Regions from separate parts of the Homo sapiens genome. Here regions 1, 3 and 4 are each linked to region 2. Evidence: chromatin loops called from intact Hi-C (ENCODE). Cell type or tissue: endothelial cell of umbilical vein. All regions are shown on one strand.

What was found. Hi-C counts contacts between places; a loop is a spot of excess contacts. Peaks named below come from ENCODE experiments on the same cell type or tissue, not always from the same donor. Only the 100,000 strongest peaks of a DNase experiment are listed, where the experiment ranks them.
Region 1: a loop joins it to region 2, with 5 times the contacts of the local background. A loop is called at or near these places in 3 of 110 quality-filtered maps.
Region 3: a loop joins it to region 2, with 4 times the contacts of the local background. A loop is called at or near these places in 3 of 110 quality-filtered maps.
Region 4: a loop joins it to region 2, with 7 times the contacts of the local background. A loop is called at or near these places in 3 of 110 quality-filtered maps.

Annotation. Positions count from the first base shown.
Region 1 is chr6:84,643,106-84,648,105 of GRCh38, forward strand. No RefSeq gene overlaps it. Among named protein-coding and RNA genes, the nearest start is that of TBX18-AS1, 44 kb to the right of the region's middle. In endothelial cell of umbilical vein, no CTCF peak of the experiment used is centred here; DNase peaks (open chromatin) are centred at 946, 2,066 and 2,886; H3K27ac peaks cover 3,204 bases.
Region 2 is chr6:84,572,576-84,577,575 of GRCh38, forward strand. No RefSeq gene overlaps it. Among named protein-coding and RNA genes, the nearest start is that of LINC01611, 100 kb to the left of the region's middle. In endothelial cell of umbilical vein, no CTCF peak of the experiment used is centred here; a DNase peak (open chromatin) is centred at 2,926; H3K27ac peaks cover 1,461 bases.
Region 3 is chr6:84,665,017-84,670,016 of GRCh38, forward strand. No RefSeq gene overlaps it. Among named protein-coding and RNA genes, the nearest start is that of TBX18-AS1, 22 kb to the right of the region's middle. In endothelial cell of umbilical vein, no CTCF peak of the experiment used is centred here; a DNase peak (open chromatin) is centred at 2,765; H3K27ac peaks cover 1,840 bases.
Region 4 is chr6:84,650,218-84,655,217 of GRCh38, forward strand. No RefSeq gene overlaps it. Among named protein-coding and RNA genes, the nearest start is that of TBX18-AS1, 37 kb to the right of the region's middle. In endothelial cell of umbilical vein, no CTCF peak of the experiment used is centred here; DNase peaks (open chromatin) are centred at 2,344 and 3,144; H3K27ac peaks cover 3,228 bases.

The DNA.
Region 1 (5,000 bases), 71 kb after region 2:
CTCTTTCCATTTTCATCGTAAAAGCTGCAATGGAGGTTCAGGGAATCTCTGTGAAGCTGATTTGGTTTGACTTCATATTACTCTTGTGTTTAAGCCTCACAAACATGATATGCAAGATGGCCTGAGAAAAAAGAGGTTGACTTTTTTGCTCCCAAGATTTGTGGGAGGAAAGAAGGAAGATAACAGAAAGAACCAGTGCCATACTGTGTGCTTGTTTCAGAAAAATAAAACTTTATGATTTGATTGGTCACTTTCATAAACCCAATTCCAGAATTATTCACAAAGTGAATGTGTGGATCTTACTATTATCTGATATAAACCAAACAACAATTGGAAAAAGATATTTTGAGACATTTCAGGAAAAGTGCTGTGGACCAGGCACAAGATGACATCAACGAATTATTGTTGATAAAGGTAATATTGACACTGTTAAGTAGGTAGGAAAATCCCCATTTTTCTAGAGAAATGGTCAGCATATTTAAAGATCAAATGACATTGGAGGTAGGATTTCTTTTCAAATACTTCAGGAAAACAAACAAACAATAGAAGTAAAATGGAAAATCTTGATAATTTTTAAATTTTGGTAATGAGTCTAAGAAGGTTTATTATGTAATTCTCATTGTATGTGTGTTTATAATGATTCATAATTTTTTAAAAATGCAGTGTCTTAAAATATAAAACTGATTCATTCAAAAACACACATTTAAAAAGCGATATGTTTTAAAATGTATTTGAATCTTGGGCTTCACCAAGTTTACTAGACCAGAGTAATTAGTGGACAGCCCTGGGAAAGCCTGCAGCAAAATTCTGCAGTCTGTCAATATCTGGGCGTTGTTTCTTAACAAGAATCCTTATAGAAGTAGCTGTTACGACATGAGGAAGGAAGTGCTAAAATTGCCAGTGTTAATAAGACATGTTTAACTCACTGCTCAGGGAAAGAGGTCTGTAAACTACAGAAGAGAGTGGTGTTACTATAAATCACACCTTAGGATCCATCCTTGCTATGGGAAGCTAGTGCTGCACAGTATGCCTTCTGTTGGTCTAATTCTCAATCAAAGCCAGGATGTGAGTTTACTTTGCTTGCAGAGGGATTTTCACATGTTCCATAGGGGTCATGAAAGGTACCTGGGGAAGAGGGGATATGAGCTAAGAAATGGATTCTCTAGACAAAGGTTATACTTGCTATGCTGCCAATAGCATCCACATTACTGAGGGAGTAGCTCACACTTAGGCTACACTGAACCTGGCATCCAGAGCCTGCTCTCCAAGAACAGGGCAAGGTGGGAATGGCAGAGAGGAAGTGCTGAGCAGCAGCCTTGGTCCCCAACACATTATGTTTTCAAAATGCTTGATTTAAAAAAAATAAATAAAAGCATCTGTTTAGTTGAAATTTATAGAATACCAGTTCGCTTCAATGCTGAGAAAAATCTAGTAATATTGTCCTCAGAAAGATCTGGACGAAGTGAGCAGGCAGAAGGGACCACACTGTGACAGAGACTTACGACTATACAAAGTGCTTCTCAAAGTGTGGTCGGAAGGCACTGCCTGAATCAGAATTATACGGGATGCTTCTTAAAAATGCAGCTTCCCTGATATTTCCCCAGACCTATTGTATCACAGTCTTAGGCATGGGACCCAGGAACCTGAATTTTAAACAAGCTTCCCAGATTCTCCCAAGAAATAAAGCTGCAGAACTGCTGTTTATCCTTTTTGCCTTCACTTGCATCTTTGCCACTCAACATGCATCCATTTCTCCCTCCCTCTCTGGGAGTTCTTTTTGACGATGGTTCCTTGGGTTTCATCTTTGTAGTTTGGTAGTGCCTGCTCACTATATTTTCCCATAAGTTGAACTCACAGATTGCTACTTGATTAAATCTTTCCTATGTTAGTTATGAACACCTGAGTCCTGCTCCTTCTCTGAGCTCCTGCAGCACCTGCTTTCCCCAGCACAACTTAGTATATTATATTGTAATTGTTCACTTACTTCTTAATCATTGAATTCCTCACTGGAGGGACTGCTTGGTATAGGGCAGGCATTCAATGTTTGTTTACCAAATGAGGAAATGAATGATTGTTTCTGACTCATACTTCTTAGCACTTAATGCCAGTTCTCTTATTCCAGGCATTTTACAACAGACATTTTTGCAAAATTTCTCTTCTCCTTCATCTTCAACAAAAGTATTGAAACATTCTTTACACATTAGGGACAAGATCAGAAGCTGCCACTTTCTATGCTAGAAACATATGAGGAACTAGGCACATGCCTGGATTTCTCAGAATTTTGGTAAGGTTCTGAGTTAGTTTCCTAAAGAGGTTTGCTACTTTCCTCCATGCCATTAGGAAACAATCAACACTGTTATCTTTGAAAAGTAATGTATAGACTTGGAAATCGCAAGGAAGAACTGCAAACATAAGGTGGTTTTAACTAAATTTAGAAATAGGTGAGCTGAAAAATTTTTTAAAATTAGTTTTTGTTATTTATGCTCCATATGTTTACAAAAAAAAGATTGGGGTGGTTTTTGATAATAGACACATATTCAAATGGATCTTTTGAGAAACTTAAAAGATCAGAAGTCCACTTATTCTTCGCCAATGATATAGATCAGCAGAATCAGGTCTGTGGTTTGCTTAGAGGAAGCTTGGCACAGAGCTTGATGGGTTATCTGGCAAACCTTTGCTTTTGCAATTTGGGAACGATAAAGCACAGTCATTTTAAAATATAAAGTAGACTAACTTTCAGTCTAACCTATATGAGTTGTATATGACCAGCTAATTAAGATGGAATGAATTCAATAATATTTTATTAATATGAGTGAGCTTAGGAAGTTGTTTGCTTCCTTTTCTAGTCTCTCTTGTCTTCCCAATTGTATTGTCATTCTGGCCAAGACACATTGCTCATGCATGGAACAGTCGTGACTCATTTCAAACTTCTAATGGCCTTCTGGTATCCATTACAACAAAAAGCTTAATAGAAAGTAACTAAAGAAATTAGAGAAGGCTTTTATATACGTCCACTATCCTTATCTTGTATCTTGCCATTCCAGTCTTTTGTACCTACCATTAGACTCAACTAATAAGTTTAGCATTCACTTTGAATCCAGTCTAAAGAATCTAAATCAAAAGACATTAATTATTTCATTGATCTCTGGCTAGTGATAAATGAAAAGTTCATCATATGCTTGTAGGAAAAAAATCTTCCCAGTCCAATTTTCCTGTGGTTGGAATCTTATTAGAATTACCGCCAACATTTATATTCAAATCCTAAAATGTTTATAATAGCTATCTGTATAAAATAAAATTGAGAAATATGCTCTGTGGAACTAGAACACCAAGGAATGTGCATACACCTTTGCAAGAGGAACATATACGTTGAGACCTACCAGATGGCTCTTATCAAGAGGCCAAGTTAAGGAAGACTGAGTTTTTGCTACATATGAAAATTAAATACAAAATCATTCTTCTGAATAAAGATCAATCATCTGAGCTCTTCCCCCATCAAAGTTACATTGTTGACATATAGAGTTTGAATTGGGTCAGATTATCCTGGTGTTGTTTACTATTAAGCAACAATTAACAAATTTGGCTAATATATGAAATAAAATTTATTGAAGAGACAGTGGGCAGTTGAGAAAAAAGTTTGAAAGGCCAGAGGATAAGGCTCAGAAACAGGATAGGAACTAGAACAAGCACAGGATGGCACTGGCATTTAGTCAAAAGGAAGTGCTCAACTATCTGACATAGATAAATTTTCTTTACTAACAGTAAAAAGTGAATGCCTTTTAGCCATTTTACCCCTCACTCACCTCCTCCATCATCTTTGCAATTTGGCTAATGATTGATCAGTTAGGGAGAAAAAAATCTGATTGGTCTAGTTTGGACTATATGACTCCCTCTTGGTTAGAGGAAGTCAGGGTATCTTGCTTTACTTCCCCACCAAGACACAAAATGGAATTGGCGTACTATTGGAGGAGCAGTAAATGTTAAGGGACAAAAATACCAACTAATTTTATTAAAGTGCTTGGTGCATTCTTGATTTGGACTTCATCATTGAAATTGTTCAGAAATTTTTGTAAATGTTTACATGGATGCAGTTTTCTTCAGTTCCTTAAGGAGGCCCAAGTCATAAAATGGCTAGATCTACTAGAAAGCATTGATTTTGAGAATGTTTTTTCTACAAAATCGAAGTATCTTCACAATTAAGTAATCTCAGCACTGGAAATCTTTGCACTTAGTTTTTTTAAAATGGCATTTAAAATTGGTCCAACAGTTAGAGAAAAAGGAAGCTTCATTTTGTTGGAATTAATGTTTGGATTTATGTTTGTTAAGATGCTATGAATTAACTCCTCAGAGTTTCAAAGATAAAGTTTATCTAGGAGGTGGATCAGAGCTCCCAACCATCCTTCATCTCTTTGTACCAGCTTGCCTAGCAAAACCCAACCCTGGGTGAATACGATCTCCTCCCTTCTCTGTGCACCTGCAGACAGACATAGAATAGTTCTTAAAGAAGCAGACCAGTTCAAGACTACCGACCTCCTGCGCCATCCTGGCATCACCATTCTTGGTCAGTTCACCCTCTGTTCTCTATAATGACTATATAAAAACTTCTCTGCTTTCTTCAGACTTCCAGTACTCCCTTCTCATTCTCAACCATCAGATAAAAATTCCCTCATATGCAATTTATTGATATGTACTTGATTTTGTGAGCAGGATATAACCCTACAATTATTCATGCACAGAATCAGTGGGTCAGCACACAACGCAATTCTCTTCTATAATTCCCAATTGAGGACGGATATTGAGAGTGAGGGCATTCTGTTTCCAAATGGCCCATAATATATTTTAGATAAAAGCAAATGTTTCTACAGTAAAGAAGTGTAATGATCAATCACGATACAAATCTCTAAAGAATATCCAATTCCATTTATTCATATTTGAAGCTCATTAAAAACCTTTAGATTTATAATTTGATATTGGGTTTATGAGTCAATTCTTCTATGTCT
Region 2 (5,000 bases):
TAAATAACAAGAGAAGGAAATAATAGATAAGAATATAAATCAATAAAACAGAAAGAATTTAGAAGAGAAAATCATTGAAGACAATAGTTGGTTCATTGAAGAGATAAATACAATTGATAAACCTCTAGCAAGACTAATAAAAGAAAAAGAGAGGAAAAACAAATTACCATCAACAGAAAGAGGAAGGGAACATTAGTATGGACTGTATAGACATTAAAAAGATAATAATAAACGTTTTTCTATCAATATATTTTGAACTCTAAGCCAAAATAGAAGTTTCCATTAGAAAACAAAACTTACTAAAACTCTAAGAATAGAGTCAAAATTGTAAAATTATTTGCTTGATATCTTGAAATGCAGAAATTTTTTTAAAAAATTATGTGTGTATATATATATATTTATTTATAAGTAGAAGAATCTGATTAGCCTTATGTAGTGGGTTAAATGCTGGCCTCTCCCAAAAGATATGTGTACTTAGAATCTGTGAGTGTGACCTTATTTGGAAATAGGTTCTTTATAGATACAGTTAAATTAAGGCTTTCAAGATGAAATCATCTTGGATTATCTGAGTAAACCCAAAATCCAATGACAAAGACTGACCCCTGAAGTCTTTGGAAGAAGTGTGACCATGAAGACACATTGATTTTGAAAGCTTCTGGTCTCTAAAACTATGAAAGAATAAATTTTCTGTTGTTTAAAGTCACCAAATTTGTGGTAATTTGTTGTGGTGACAGAAATTTATTATACCTTATATGTTTCCAGTTTATTAAAGCTGTTAACAAAAATCTTCTTACAAAGAAAACTCCAGGATTAGATTGCTTCACTGATAAGCTCTTCCAGATATTTCAGGAAGAAATAATGTTAGTCTGATCCAAATTCTTTGAGATAATAGAAAGAGAGCAGAAGTATTTCCCAATTAATTTTGTAAGTACAGCATGACCATGATGCCAAGCCTTCCTATGCCTCTTACGTGATGCCAAAACTTCAAAAGGACAATAAAATATAGGGAAACTAGAAACCAGTCTTTCTCATGAACATAAATTCAAAAGTAATAAAAAATTAGGAAATCAAACAAGTGTTTATTCTAGGACTATAAAGGTGATTTTAAAATGTGCATACTTCTATTCACAATAGCAAAGACATGGAATTAACCTAGGTGCCCCTCAACAGTTGACTGTATAAAGAAAATGTGGTACATGTACATGATGGAATACCACACAGCCACAAAAAAATGAAATCATGTCCTTTGCAGCAAAATGAATACAGCTGGAGGCTATTATCCTAAGCGAATTAATGCAGAAACAGAAAAACAAATATCACATTATCTCACTTATAAGTGGAAGCTAAATTTTAGGTACACATGGACATAATGATGGGAACCATAGACACTGGAACTCCAAAAGGGAGGATGGAGGCAGGAGGTACAAGGGCTGAAAAATTTCCTAGTAGGTACTATGTTCATTATGTGGGTGATGGGACCAGTGGAAGCCAATCCTCAGCCATACGTTATATGCCCTTGTAACAAACATGCAAATGTACCCCTGAATCTAAAATAAAAATGAAAATTAAAAAATAATCTGTATACTTAATTTACAAAGAGTTTAAAAATAGGTAAAACTAGCCTATAGGTTTAAAAATGAAGATAGTTTTTATTTTGGAATGTTTTATTGACTAAAGCAGGGCACGACTGGCTTCTGGTGTTTTGATAATGTCCTGTTTCTTGACCTGGGTATTGATTACAAGAGTGTGCTCATTTTGTGAAAGTTCATCAAAATGATTGCTTATAATTTGTGTACTTGTTGTGTATGTATTATAAAACTGTTACATTAAAAACTTTCTTCACTAGTTGTCAAAGTTGAATCACTAAAGAAGTTTAGGATTTGAGAAACCATGTAGCATTTAAATAAAATATGGATTAAAAAAATGTAGGGCTGTGCATTGGACTGGCTACTTATGACTGCACTGTAGAACATGCAAAATAAAAAGACAAGCTTGGTGACTGAATTTACAGTTTAAACCACAAACAGAAAAACTAGACAACTTCTATAAATGATATGAGAGAATCCTTATTTCCTGGAGCTGTATGGCTGAAATTTCTAAAAACGAAGGCCTTCTACCATAGGTCACCGAATCACAACACTGAATGAATTTACAACCTTCCTATGCCTCTTATATTAAAGTTATGGCATTGATTCAGATAGAGTGAAACTCTGAGGATTGATTTTGGGACATTTGAGTAGATAGATATTGGTGAAGCTGTGTAACTTGAATCACTGAATCACATATCCCACTGGCATCCCTTGTTACTATGAGCTGCCTTTGCTCCCCTGAGGCCATTAACCTACTCTTATCTAAAGAGTATCAACAACACCCACTAGACTAATTTTCCTGCAAGGGGAAGTGGATTATCCTCAAGAACTCATATCACCTTACCCTGTTTTCAGACCTAGTATCTAACAGATGGGTTGATTGGCTATATTAAATGATTGCCTATATTAAGTAAATAAAGGGTGAGATACTACAACTTCCTTAACAAACTATAAAGAAAGAAAACCATAGATAGCATAAAGAGGCAAAACAGCTCTCTATAACATTTCTGTTGCAGAGTGCTAGAAATAATATGGATATATTAGATGTAACAAGGTCATCCCCGCTTAATTCTGTTTTCTAGTGGGTCCAGTAGGCATTCCTTTCACCTAAACTTTGAAAAGTACATTAGGAAACAGCACCAGCATCCTTGAAAGGCCCTATAGTGACACTTCTGTGCAGGTTATGGATGACAGTAGCAGGTGTTGACATTGAAAAGTCTCCCTGAATTGTTTGGGGATAACTGAATCTTTTCTTCAATGATGTCAGCAGCAATTAACCACCGGAAACAAAGTGTGTGTGGTTACTCTAATGGGTACTAGGGCTGGAGAAACAATTAGAATAGTTTGACTCACACAGAGATTTCCTGTGGTTAACTGGTCATGGTGTCCCTTTGATTGAAATAGATAGGCAGCCTGTACAAGTCTTATAGGATGTTAATAAGTGGCAAAGACTCTAAGTCTGGTAAATAGAAACCTGTTCTGTATCACCATAGTGGAAAACCATGATCTCACTTAATTCTCAGGCCTGAGCCAGACCCTTTTGGATGAAGAAAGGGCAGGGTCTTCTTGAGGAAGAATTCAGTTACATTTCCAAAAATTTATACCAAGACTATTCCTCCTAGCCTTTCTCAAAGTGAGCTGTAGCTGTTTACCAAGGTAACTTGTCTTTGAAAAAATGTACATTTTCAGACTTTCAGTGAATACTGGATACTGGCTCTGAACTGTTGCTAATTCCTAGGGGTCACAAATCACATGGTGGTCCAATAGTCAAAAGGTGAAATAACAAATGAATTTTTGGCCTGGGTCTGTCCAGAGGTCCCAAATCCAGACCAAGGTTGTTTCCTCCATGCCTGAATGCATAACTGGAGTAGACATACCCAGCTACCTGTAGAATGCCCATATTAGTTGCTAGATGTGCAGAGAAATGGCTATTCTGGTAGAAGGTCCAAGCAGAAGCCTCTAAAGCTGCCATTCTCTATCAAAATAACAAAAGTAAATAAATCAACACCACATGTCTGAGGAAGTTAATGCACTATCAAAAATTTTAAAAATGCAGAGTTTGCAATTCTTATTACATCTTCATTAAGCTAGCCTATTTGGCTTTGTAGGAAACAGGAGGACCTTGGAGCATGACATGGGTTATCATAAGGTTAATCAAGATGTAATTCCAATTACAGCTGCTGTTCCAGATGCAGTCTTCTGCTGAATAGAATCAACCCTTGCTGTGGTACTTGGTTTGCAGAAACTGATTTAGAGAAATTTTTTTCTCTTTATTTATTAAAAAATTCTACCAGACACCCTTTACTTTCAACTACCAGGCACAGCAGCACCCTCCGCAGTTTCATCTAAGAGCCATGCCAGTTTTTTACTGTTTTTCATAATCTGTCCATCTCTATGGCATCATCTATCATGCAGGACATTATGCTGATCATCTATACTGATGACATCATGCTGATTGAACCCAGTGATGAGGAATTAGCAAATATTCTAGATATCTTGATGTGACATATGTGTGCTACAAAGCAAAAAATATTAAAATTTCTACATCTATGAATTTGTCAACATCTCCTTATGATTCTGTTTTGTTTTATAGAGCTCAATGGTATATATAGGGTACATAATTTTAACATATTCCTGGTGAAGCATTCCTTGTTATTATGTGTTTCCCTTTTTCCCTACTAATATTTCTCCACCTCCATTGGCCTCTCTAGAGACCTGTCCAGAATCAGATCTTGTGGTGGCATGTCCAGGCTTTTGGCCCATGGTAACATTGGAGATATAGCAGACTGAGTAACCAAGCTAGTAGGCCATTTAGTTCAATTCCTGTTTATAGGATGATGTCTAATATGTGTTGACCTTTCACTGCCTGGGACTGTTCTAAGCCATAGATAGCTCCAAACAGTAATTGGCTTTTTTTTTTCTATGTCCTTTCATGAAACAGAGTTGGGGAAGGGGCCGTGGCTTATGCTCTGCGCTTCCAGGCCCTGGCTTCAATCAGTGGACTGGGCTCTGTCCTTCTCTTACTTGAAGCAGTTTTGGTTCCTTTTAGCCAACATTGGTTAAACTCCCCTAGTCAACACTGGTTGAAATTTCTTGGCTTATCTGCTCCATACTTGGTACATTGTTCCATTTCTGATCCGCAGTGATATTGGTTTTATATTTGAGTCAACCTATGTATTTTTTAATTTTTCTTTTCTTTTCTTTTCTTTTCTTTTTTTTTTTTTTGAGAGCTCTTTCGCTCAGGCTTGACTGCAGTGGCAAGATCTCCGCTCACTGCAAGCTCCGCCTCCTGGGTTCACGCCATTCTCCTGCCTCAGCCTCTCTAGTAACTGGGACTACGGGCGCCCGGCTAATTTTTTGTATTTTTAGTAGAAACGGGGTTTCACCATGTTAGCCAGGATGGTCTCGATC
Region 3 (5,000 bases), 92 kb after region 2:
AAAAGTTAGAACTGTGTTGAACATTCACCCTGAAAATGGTTTTGTAAGAAGAAAACTTTAAAAAGCAAGATAACATGTCAAATTATACAAGGTCAAAATGGTGGTGTAAGTTGCCCATTATTCTGGGCTTTGCCAAAGATACAACATTCTTATAATTTTTTAAAGAGGCTTAAATTCAATTTTTTTAGAATCTGTAAATAATATTGCTAGCAAATGAAAACAATATAAGGTTTCCATGCATATCTTTTTAATTGCAAGAACCAAAAGTATGAACCTTGAGCTTGACTTTTAAGGATAATATTACTACTGATATGCCAGCATTTGCCAGCTAATTTGGAAGCCTGGGAACAAATCACTGATTGATTTTTGGTGAAATGTTCACTCCCCAACCTGTCAACAAACTTCTCATGAGATAGTGCCCTTTTACTTTCAGCCCAGGTTTGTCACGGCATGGAACATCTTGCATGGCCCAGAGAGTTTCAAGGAATCCCGGGAACTGTGAGTGTCAGGTATGTTTATGTATGATGCTGAGCATAAGAGCTTTCGGTTTAGTCTCTTGTGCAGAGATAATAGTTTGCGTTAGATTGATGATATGCAGACTGAGAAGTGTATCTTGTGCAACAACTCTGAGGAGTGCTGAAAGATAAAAATCCCATTTGCTGCATTTTATATTGGTAGTCTCTGATGTGGACAACACAGGCCTGGATAGTCCTTCTAAATCACAGATATAATGAGGGCCAGATAGCAGCTCACTTAACTGTTGAATGAAGTAAGTGTTTCTTTACTTGAGATTGAAGGATGGCATATTTGTTATCTAAAACCTTATGCTATCAGGTTAAAAGAAGTCTTTCCTTTATATCTCTGAATGTAGAATAGATAGCTGCATAGTTATATGAACATTCCAGGTGTTACATAGCAAGGTTTTAAGGGAAGTTTTATTTATTCACTTTTATTTAATTTTTACAGTGAACTCCCTGGAGGCCCTTTAGTACTAAAGATGAGCTGCTTTCCAATTTCTTCCTCTCTCTGTTTTGCCACCAGTCCTCTGGGCAAAGAACAAAGGCAACCCCTTGGTAGCTAATCAACATAATTCTTTAACTGGAGACTGGGTTCTCAAATGGAAAAGCAATATAATTCCAGGAAGCAAGAACAAATCCAGACCCAGTAATCCTGCCTGAGTGGAACATAAGCCTCATGAGTAAAAACACCTTTGCTTCTAACATTTCATTAATCCCAGTTTTATAGGCAGCAGTTTATTTTATGTCTAATAGAGCTATTTCCCAGTGTTTTATAATAAGATGCATTTCAGTATCTACAAGACGAATGGTAATTCTAGTTTTATAAGTGGAGGAACAGGAGCATGGAGGGATTATGAGGACCTTGGTGTTAGTGTCACCAGCAGAGTTGTTTCCTATTTGTGCCATAAACACACACACACACACACACACACACGCAGTCACACACATAGATAAACATATAGGCACTTTTATGCCCCTGTACACATGTACATTCATACACACACATGCACACTCTCACAGGCACACATCACATATACACATTCTCACACATACACTTATAGGTACAAATGCATACATCCACACTCACACACATATACGCACTTGCACACATATACACACTCACAAGCACGAAGACCGAAAAGTAAAAAGCACTCTGAATTACACTAGTTGGAAGAAAAGCAATCTGACTTATGAAAACTTTATAACATAATACTGTTTAAATGTTTTCTTTTTGGACATATTCAGTAACTGCAACAGGCAAAAAAGAATCACTTACTTAATATATTTATTACTTGGCAGAAATACATAAGGAGCTTGGTTTAATGAAGCCTGAAATATATTTTCAATAATCATTGTAAACACTAAAAATTCAAGGAGCAGCTTCTCAGCCAAGAGCTTGACATATAGTAGGCACTGAATAAATGTTCTGAATTTTAAAAGTGTTTATTGAAAAATGTTACAGACTTCAGGTTAAGCATAATAGTCTGAACACATATGTTTATCTCTAGTCTCCCCTGGAAGCCAATTAAAATGAGGCTAGAGCATGATAAGCAAATAAATAATAATAAAGTATAACACAGAGAAACAAAGAAAACATTACAGAAGATGGAAGCAAATGAAGATATCCACAAAAATTGAAGAAGAAAATTAAAAGGAAGAGTGAACATTGACTTAACAGAGTGAGGAAACCTATGTGCCTGTAGGGGAGAAGAGAGAAAGACACTAAGACATAAGCAATTCATGTCACTGAACTGGGGAAAGGCCCAGGAATTGGAGTTCCAAGTTTCTATAAAAGCAAAATATTACTAAAAAGCCCGGTAGCCCCAAAAGATGGGATGTTTCCAATTACGTATTGCAGAGCAAATACATGAAACCAAAAGTGAGCATCAAGCAAAGCAAGATTTATTCAATAGCCAGGGAATAGAGAAGTGGGAATGTGGCTTGCAAATCAACTTCTCAACTAGTGAAGGATGACGAGGTTAAAATATAGAGTCTCTTTAATGAAGGGTTTGTACAGTAAAAGCAAAGGGAGCAATATTCATGCCTTTTCCAGAATAGGGTGGTAAACTTCTCTGAACCAGTAGTGCTGTCTTCCTTTTTTCCTTTTATGACTTCTTCCAGTTGTTGTCATGGTGATTATCAACTGTCATGGCACTGGTGAGAGTGTCATCTAGATGGAAATGAGATTATAATGAAGCGTAAGGTCTTTTTAAGTCATTTGATAGGCTATCTTGGTTCTAACCAGTCTCAGCTGGTCTGATTACAAAGGGAAATTCTTACAGTAGACATCCTGTTTCTTAAAGATAAGCAAAGTTAGAGAAGGGCAAAAATTTGGCTATGGAATGTAGACATTACATCAGATAACAAAAGGTCAGGGGCAGAAGTAAAAACAGCATGATTGGTTAAAAGTTTATGTGAGAAGCAGTTAGATCTTACAAGTTCTCTTTCTTGTCCAGGATGGCGGAAGTTTACTCTTTGGGGAAGCCTCTAACATGGAAGACAGACATCTAAACAAACAAGTAAACAGGGAATTTGATGTAACAGAGCAATGAAAAGAACTGGGACAATTCTAAAACACTAATATTAGCATATAAGATACAGTAGCCACTAAACTATAACATGTTATTAAAAATAATAAGGGCTACTTTTTAATGGGGTCTTTTTTCTTCTTGTAAATTTAAGTTCCTAAAGGACATGAACAGACACTTCTCAAAAGAAGACATACATGTGTCCAACAATCATATAAAAAAAGCTCAAAGCTCAACATCACTGATCAATCATTAGAGAAAGGCAAATTAAAACCACAATGAAATACCACCTCTCACCAGTCAGAATGTCTATTATTAAAAAGTCGAAAAACAATAGATGCTGGTAAGGTTGTGGAGAAAAAGGAATGCTTACACACTGTTTGTGAGAGTGTAAATCAGTTCAGCCATTATGGAAGACAGTGTGGCAATTTCTCAAAGACCTAAAGACAGAAATATCATTTGACCCAGCAATCCCATTACTGGTTACTTACCCAAAGAAATATAAATCATTCTATTATAAAGACACATGCACATGTATGTTCATTGCAACACTATTCACAATAGCAAAGACATGGAATCAACCTAAACGCCCATTAGCGATAGACTGGATAATGAAAATGTGGTATATATGCACCATAGAATGCTATGCAGTCATGAAAAAGAATGAGATCATATCCTTTGCAGGAACATGGATGGAACGGAAGGCCATTATCCTTAGCAAAGTAATGCAGAAACAGAGAATCAAATACTGCATGTTATCACGTATAAGTGAGAGCTAAACATATGGACACATAGAGGGGAACAACACACACTAGGGCCTATCAGAGGGTGGAGGATAGGAGAAGGGAGAAGATCAGGAGAAATAACTAATGGGTACTAGGCTTAATACCTGGGTGATGAAATAAAATACCTGGGTGATGAAATAATCTGTACAATAAATCCCCATGACATACATTTACCTATGCAACAAACCTGCACATGTACCTCTGAAATGAAAGTAAAAGTATAAAAAAAAATAATAAGGACCATTCAGGGAAGAATAAATTTAATGAAATATGAAACATACTAAAATAAAAGTTTCAATAGAAGAGCTGTGAAGTAAAGTTGAGGAAATACTTCAAAATTAAAATGAAAAGGGAAAGAGATGAAAAAGAGAAGGCAAAAGATGAGAAAACCAGAGGCTTTCTTTAGGAAGGTAGATATGTTACTAATAGGAGTTCCAGAAATATCATGCAGAAAAACTAGAGAGAAATAAATAATAATAATAAAAACATAGAAGAACTCTCCCAACTAAAGGATGTGATCTCCAGATTTGAAAGAGCTCACCAAGTTGCCTGCACAATCATTTAGAAAGACCCATATACAGGCATATCTTTATGAAATAGTGAAATAACTAGGTATCAAGAGGAGATACTAAAAATTTCCAGAGAGAGTAAACAAAACTAAACAGAAAAAAAATAAACAAACACAAATGAAAATAGATTACATACAAAAAAACAGGACGTGGAATGGTAAAAGAACCCTAAGTAGCCAGAAAACAATGGAAACGTTTTCAAAGTCTCAGGTGAATAAAGCGATCTTCAACCTAGATTTATATACACAGCCAAATTATTCATAAAGTGAGAGTATAAAATAAAAATACAAGATTTTTTTAAAAAGTACCTCCCTTATATCCTTTCTTGGGAGATCATAATGATGAAAATTAAAAAAAAAAAAGAACCTTATATAAAATTTACTGTTTCCAGGCCCTGTTCTAAGCATTTTGTATATAGTAATTCATTCTAACCTTATAGAATTCTTGTGGAGCAGCTACTATTATGAAAAAGCTGAGGCACAGAGAAGTTGCAATTCTTGCCCATGGTCACCCCAGTTAGTAATGGAGAAAATGAGATATGAGCCAGCGTTCAGGGTCAGCGCTCTTATTGCCTGTTACACTGCCCCTCAGAAATGCTGA
Region 4 (5,000 bases), 78 kb after region 2:
GAAACAGAATTAGGAGATAGACAGCCTGTGAAGAACACTCCACAGTTTATCAAGATATAATTAGTTGCTCATTGTCAGCCTGTTTGATAGCTTACAAACAACAGAAATTTCTTTCTCTCAGTTCTGGAGTCTAAAAAGTACAAGATCAAGCTGCTAGCAGATTCAGTGTCTGGGGAGGGCCTGCTTCCTAGTTCACAGATGGTGTCTTCTCACTGTGTCCTCACATAGTGGAAAACAACAAGGCAGCTGCCTGGGGCCTTTGTTATAAGGACACTAATTCCATTAATGAGGGCTCCACCCTCATGACCTAATCACCTTCCAAAGGCCCTACCACCCACATTTCTGATTAGCTTTCAACATATAAATAACGGAGGAATGCAAACATTCAGACTATAGCATATATCTTTTGTAATCCTCCTTTTGATAAAAGTAATTGCTAATTAGGAGTCAATAGAATCATTTAAATTTTATGCAGGACTTATAGGGCTGCAGCATTCATATAAAGTAGCCATTTTCAATATGTAATGAATAATTGATCCACTCATATGGAACCCCTCTTGACTCAGTCCAGATGGGATTTAGAGTAGACCAATGTAATACAGTATGTCATCGAGAATAAAAATGTAAAAGACAGTGCATCTGAAGAATTTTTAAGTCATTAAAAGCAGAGGAAATTAATTGCATAAGCCAGTTAAACTCAAATATTCTAATAACAGATTCCTGAAAACTAAGTCAGGTTATGTGGACTTTGTTCTATTTTCCTATTCTAACACCACTCAAATGTGAAAACCAAAGGGTTATTCAGTAAATGAATCAATAATCACCTTTCTCTGCCATCATAGTCCACACAGGTAATTTTCCTTAAAATTAAAGGCAGAATAAAACAAAGAATAAAACCATAAGTTTTATGGGCACTTTTTAAACTCACACTTAAACTGCCTTCTCTCTGCTTGAGAGAAACATGGTCTCACATATTAAGAGCTCACCGATTCCTGCCTTGTCCAATTCCATTTTTCCTTCCAGCTTCCACTGTTGTTAGCCATCCTCCTCTAGTCTGTTTCCTTGAGAACTGGGACTGGTTCTCACAACTTTCTGTTACCAAAGTTCCTTGCAAATAGGGGATGTTTAAAAAACAATTCCTATGATGAGGAGGACGTCATGTCTACCTGGGCCACAGTTCTACTCTCCACCCATTATGAGGCAAGTATGGCATATTAAACAAAACATAAGATTTGAGATTTCTTCTAGAACTAGCACTTCCATTTTCATGAACTTCTTTCTCAGGGCCTCTCTTTTTTCTTCCCCCTAAGATAATTCCAATTATTCTTTACAGTTCAGAGAACAGAGTCCTCCTGTGAAATCTACTACAGTACTTTTCAGCATGCAATGCAAAAGAGAGCTGACACTGGGATTTGTTTTGCCTGGGTAGGTGAACACCTGCCAAGGACTAAATGCCTACCATCAGCTGAAACATTCAGAGCAGTGTGGCACCATCATGAAGGCCCTTCCTGGACACCAAGCCTGAGGTCAAGTTCTTATCTGCTTCCTGCCTTCTTTCCCAGCCAATCAGCAAGTTTGGTTTTGCTTTCAGCTAGAGACAAATACCTGCAGCAGTTGGCTCCCAAGAAGCATGTGGCTGTGTCTACCAGACACTTGCTACAGTGATTTATTCACCCTTCTAGTACTTTAGGTAAGGTCGTCAGAAGACACCCTACTATTAGGTCTAAATTCTTGGGAAGAGTTGAAATAGTTTCAGAGATAAGAGGCCTTTTTTGGTAGATGAGACCAACCAAAACATAGACTTCTCCAGGCCAAAGAGCACCCAAGCAATCTTAGCCTAAGTAGCTGCCAAAGAGAAATCCTGAGAAAAATCAGTTCCAGAAAAAGAAGGATAGTGTCTAGGGTGTTTTTGGAATAGCCCCGGGTAATTTCACACCAGTATAAAGCCCTAAAATCTTATTATTAATTAAGCCAAACCCTTCCAGTTTGGAATTTGTTTATTTTCAAGCACAGTGATAACACAGGGGATATTATGGCAATAGGAGATTTTGCATGTGAGTGACAGCTGTCATCTCAGTTGTAAGAATATAAGACCATGAGGCCCAATGGACTTGCTAGTTCACCTCATCTTGGGTGGTGAAAATATTGGCAATTGTGCCCAAAAGAACTTTGAATACCAGAGCTTTATTAAAGAGATTAGTTAATTTTTCCCCTGTTACTGTTTTTTCCACACACAAAAAATACCTTAGTACATAAGTTACAAGGACCTCTGGCTGATAAGTGATTTATACTGAAAACACTGAACATAGTCAGAAGAAAGCAATTCCTGCTATTTCCCCCGCTTGAAATCTGGATCCATTCCAGACATTTTTCTCTGAATCAGTCCCAAGCAACCCCATCTGTGGTACTAGCAAACTGATGAGATCTTCTGCCTCATAAAAATCCTATAGCCTTAACAAAACAAAGTAGACTTGCCTTATCTTATAGGTCTCTGAACAAAATACTTATATTTTTTCTAATTTAGTCAAAAACTTATGGTTTCTTTTTCACTTTCATACATTTTAAAAGTGGTACAGAGTGTATTTTCATATAACCTCTAGCATCACACCTCAACTACTGCTGCCAGAATTTACAAGGTCTAGCTGGACTTTCTGAAATAGACTCGTGCCTTCTGATTAGATTCATGACTCGTTTGAGCCATGCTGGCAAATGCAATTAACAATCTATCCAGTAAAGCTTGCACACAGAATGCTTGCAGGTTATACTATTAGGATCTGTCCATGAGTGGAAATCCAAACCAATCCCAAATACTGACGCACATCTTTGAATAATCAGGAATCAATATATTTAACCTGAAACAAAAGGAAAAACTTTACTTGTTAAATCTCACACTCCTAGTTCATGTTAACAAAACTCTAAGGCTGGAAGGTTCAACAGGTCATTTTGCCCATATCTCTGTCTCTAACAAGTTCTTCATCTAAACAGTACCAGCTGGTTGGTGATCTCATCTAGATTTGAAAGGATACAGAAAAGAGAATTTTTCAACGTACCTTGGCAGTGTTCTTAAACTTTCTCTTTCATTCCCCACAAAATGTCTTTCTTTATGACCTTCCTATTCCCATTAAAACCTACTTCCTCCTTTTCTATTTTCATAGGATCTGGAGAACACTATCAAATAGGAAATATGTTTTCTTTTCACTTTCTCCCTACGGCAGAGTCTCAGAGTCTCAATCATTGCCATGTATAATGGCCTCCCTTAGTCTATTCAGGCTTCTGTAACAAAATACCTTAGACCTGTTCTTATAAACCAGAGAAATTTATTGCTTATGGTTTTGGAGACTGAAAAGTCCAGGATCAAAAAGTCAGCATATTCAGTGTCTAGTGAGAGCTCGTTCCTCATAGATGGCACCTGATATGTGTCTCACATGGAGGAAAGGGCAAAAAGGCTCCCTCAAATCTCCTTTATAAGGGCACTAATCCCATTCACAAGGGCTCTGCAATCATGACCTAATCACCTCCAAGGGCTCTACCTTTTAGCACTATCACCTTGGGGGTCAGGTTTTAACACATGGATTTTGGGGAGACACAAATATTCAGACCATAGCACGGCCAAACCAAAGAGGCAGTTCTTTCTGTTGCCTGCTTTGTGACTGAAATCAACTTGGAATTATCTATTTTATATCTCAAATTAGGCCTCCTCCCACCACAAACACCTCAAGTTCAATACATAATAAAGTACTAAAGATAAACCCAGGCATTAGTCATTTAAAATCGTAAAATATATGCAATATTTTTCGGAACACAGGACATGACTAAATTCAAGTGAAAAAGTAACATGAGTAGTATCTGTTGTGGAGTGTGGGAGTCCTGATTTAAAAATAATACTTAAATGAGAAAATAAAATATATAATCATACAAAAAATAAAAGCATTCATAATCCCACTACAGAGACATAACCACTACCACCTTCTATTTCTTCTAAGATTTTATATTTTTAACAACTTTATTTTTGCTAACTCAACTGCTAAGGGAAAGGCATTTAATTACACAAATATCTCCATTAGTTTTAATGGTTAAAATGATATGTTCCACTCGAATCCAAGATACTAAAGGATTTTTACAGACAGCAAAATATATCAAATGAATGATTAAATTTCTAGAAATAATAATAACTGTAAATTAAATAAATATAATTTGAACATTAAAATGTGATGAAAGGTTATTGTACTCACCAAACAAAGAGAAGCCTTGATCATGGGTGGGTGGTTGGAGATGAAGGGCAAAGGAACCATTTTCTAGAAGGCAGTGAGAGTTAGTGATCAACTTTCTGACAGGTAACCTTATTTGGGCACCTGGTTGTCTTGCACTCAAAATGCATGTTTTGATGTAGACAAACACATCCCAAATTTTAATGGTTTAAAACAACAAACTATTGTATTTTCAGAATTCTGTTGGTTAGATGGGCTAGTTTTTAAAAATCCTTGTCAGCTTGGCTGATGTCTCTTGTTAGCCAGTGACACAGCTGGAAGTGGTTGGTCTAGGACAGTGGTAGGCAAACTTTTTCTATAAAGTACCAGATGGTAAATACTTTAGGCTTTTCAGGCCATGTTTTCTCTGTCAGAACTACTCAACACTGCTGTTGTAGTGTGAAAGCAGCCATTGGCAATATGTAAACACATGGCTGTGACTGTGTGCCTTGCCTACCCCAGGTCTAGAATGGCCCCACTTATGTATTTGGCAATTGGCAGTCTGGTTGGTCTAGAGAAGTGGTTCTCAGAGGGCTCTATGACTTCATGCTCAGACATGAACATGTATTAAGATTACCTAGAGAGCTCCTTAAGACATAGATTATTGGGCATTACATCCAAAGCTTTCCATTCAGTAGGATTGGGGTGAGGCTGGAGAATTTGCATTTGTAGCAAGTTTACAAGGGATACTGCTGCTGTTAATCTGGGGATCACATTTTGAGAACCACTTGTCTAGAGCACCTCTGCTAGGAT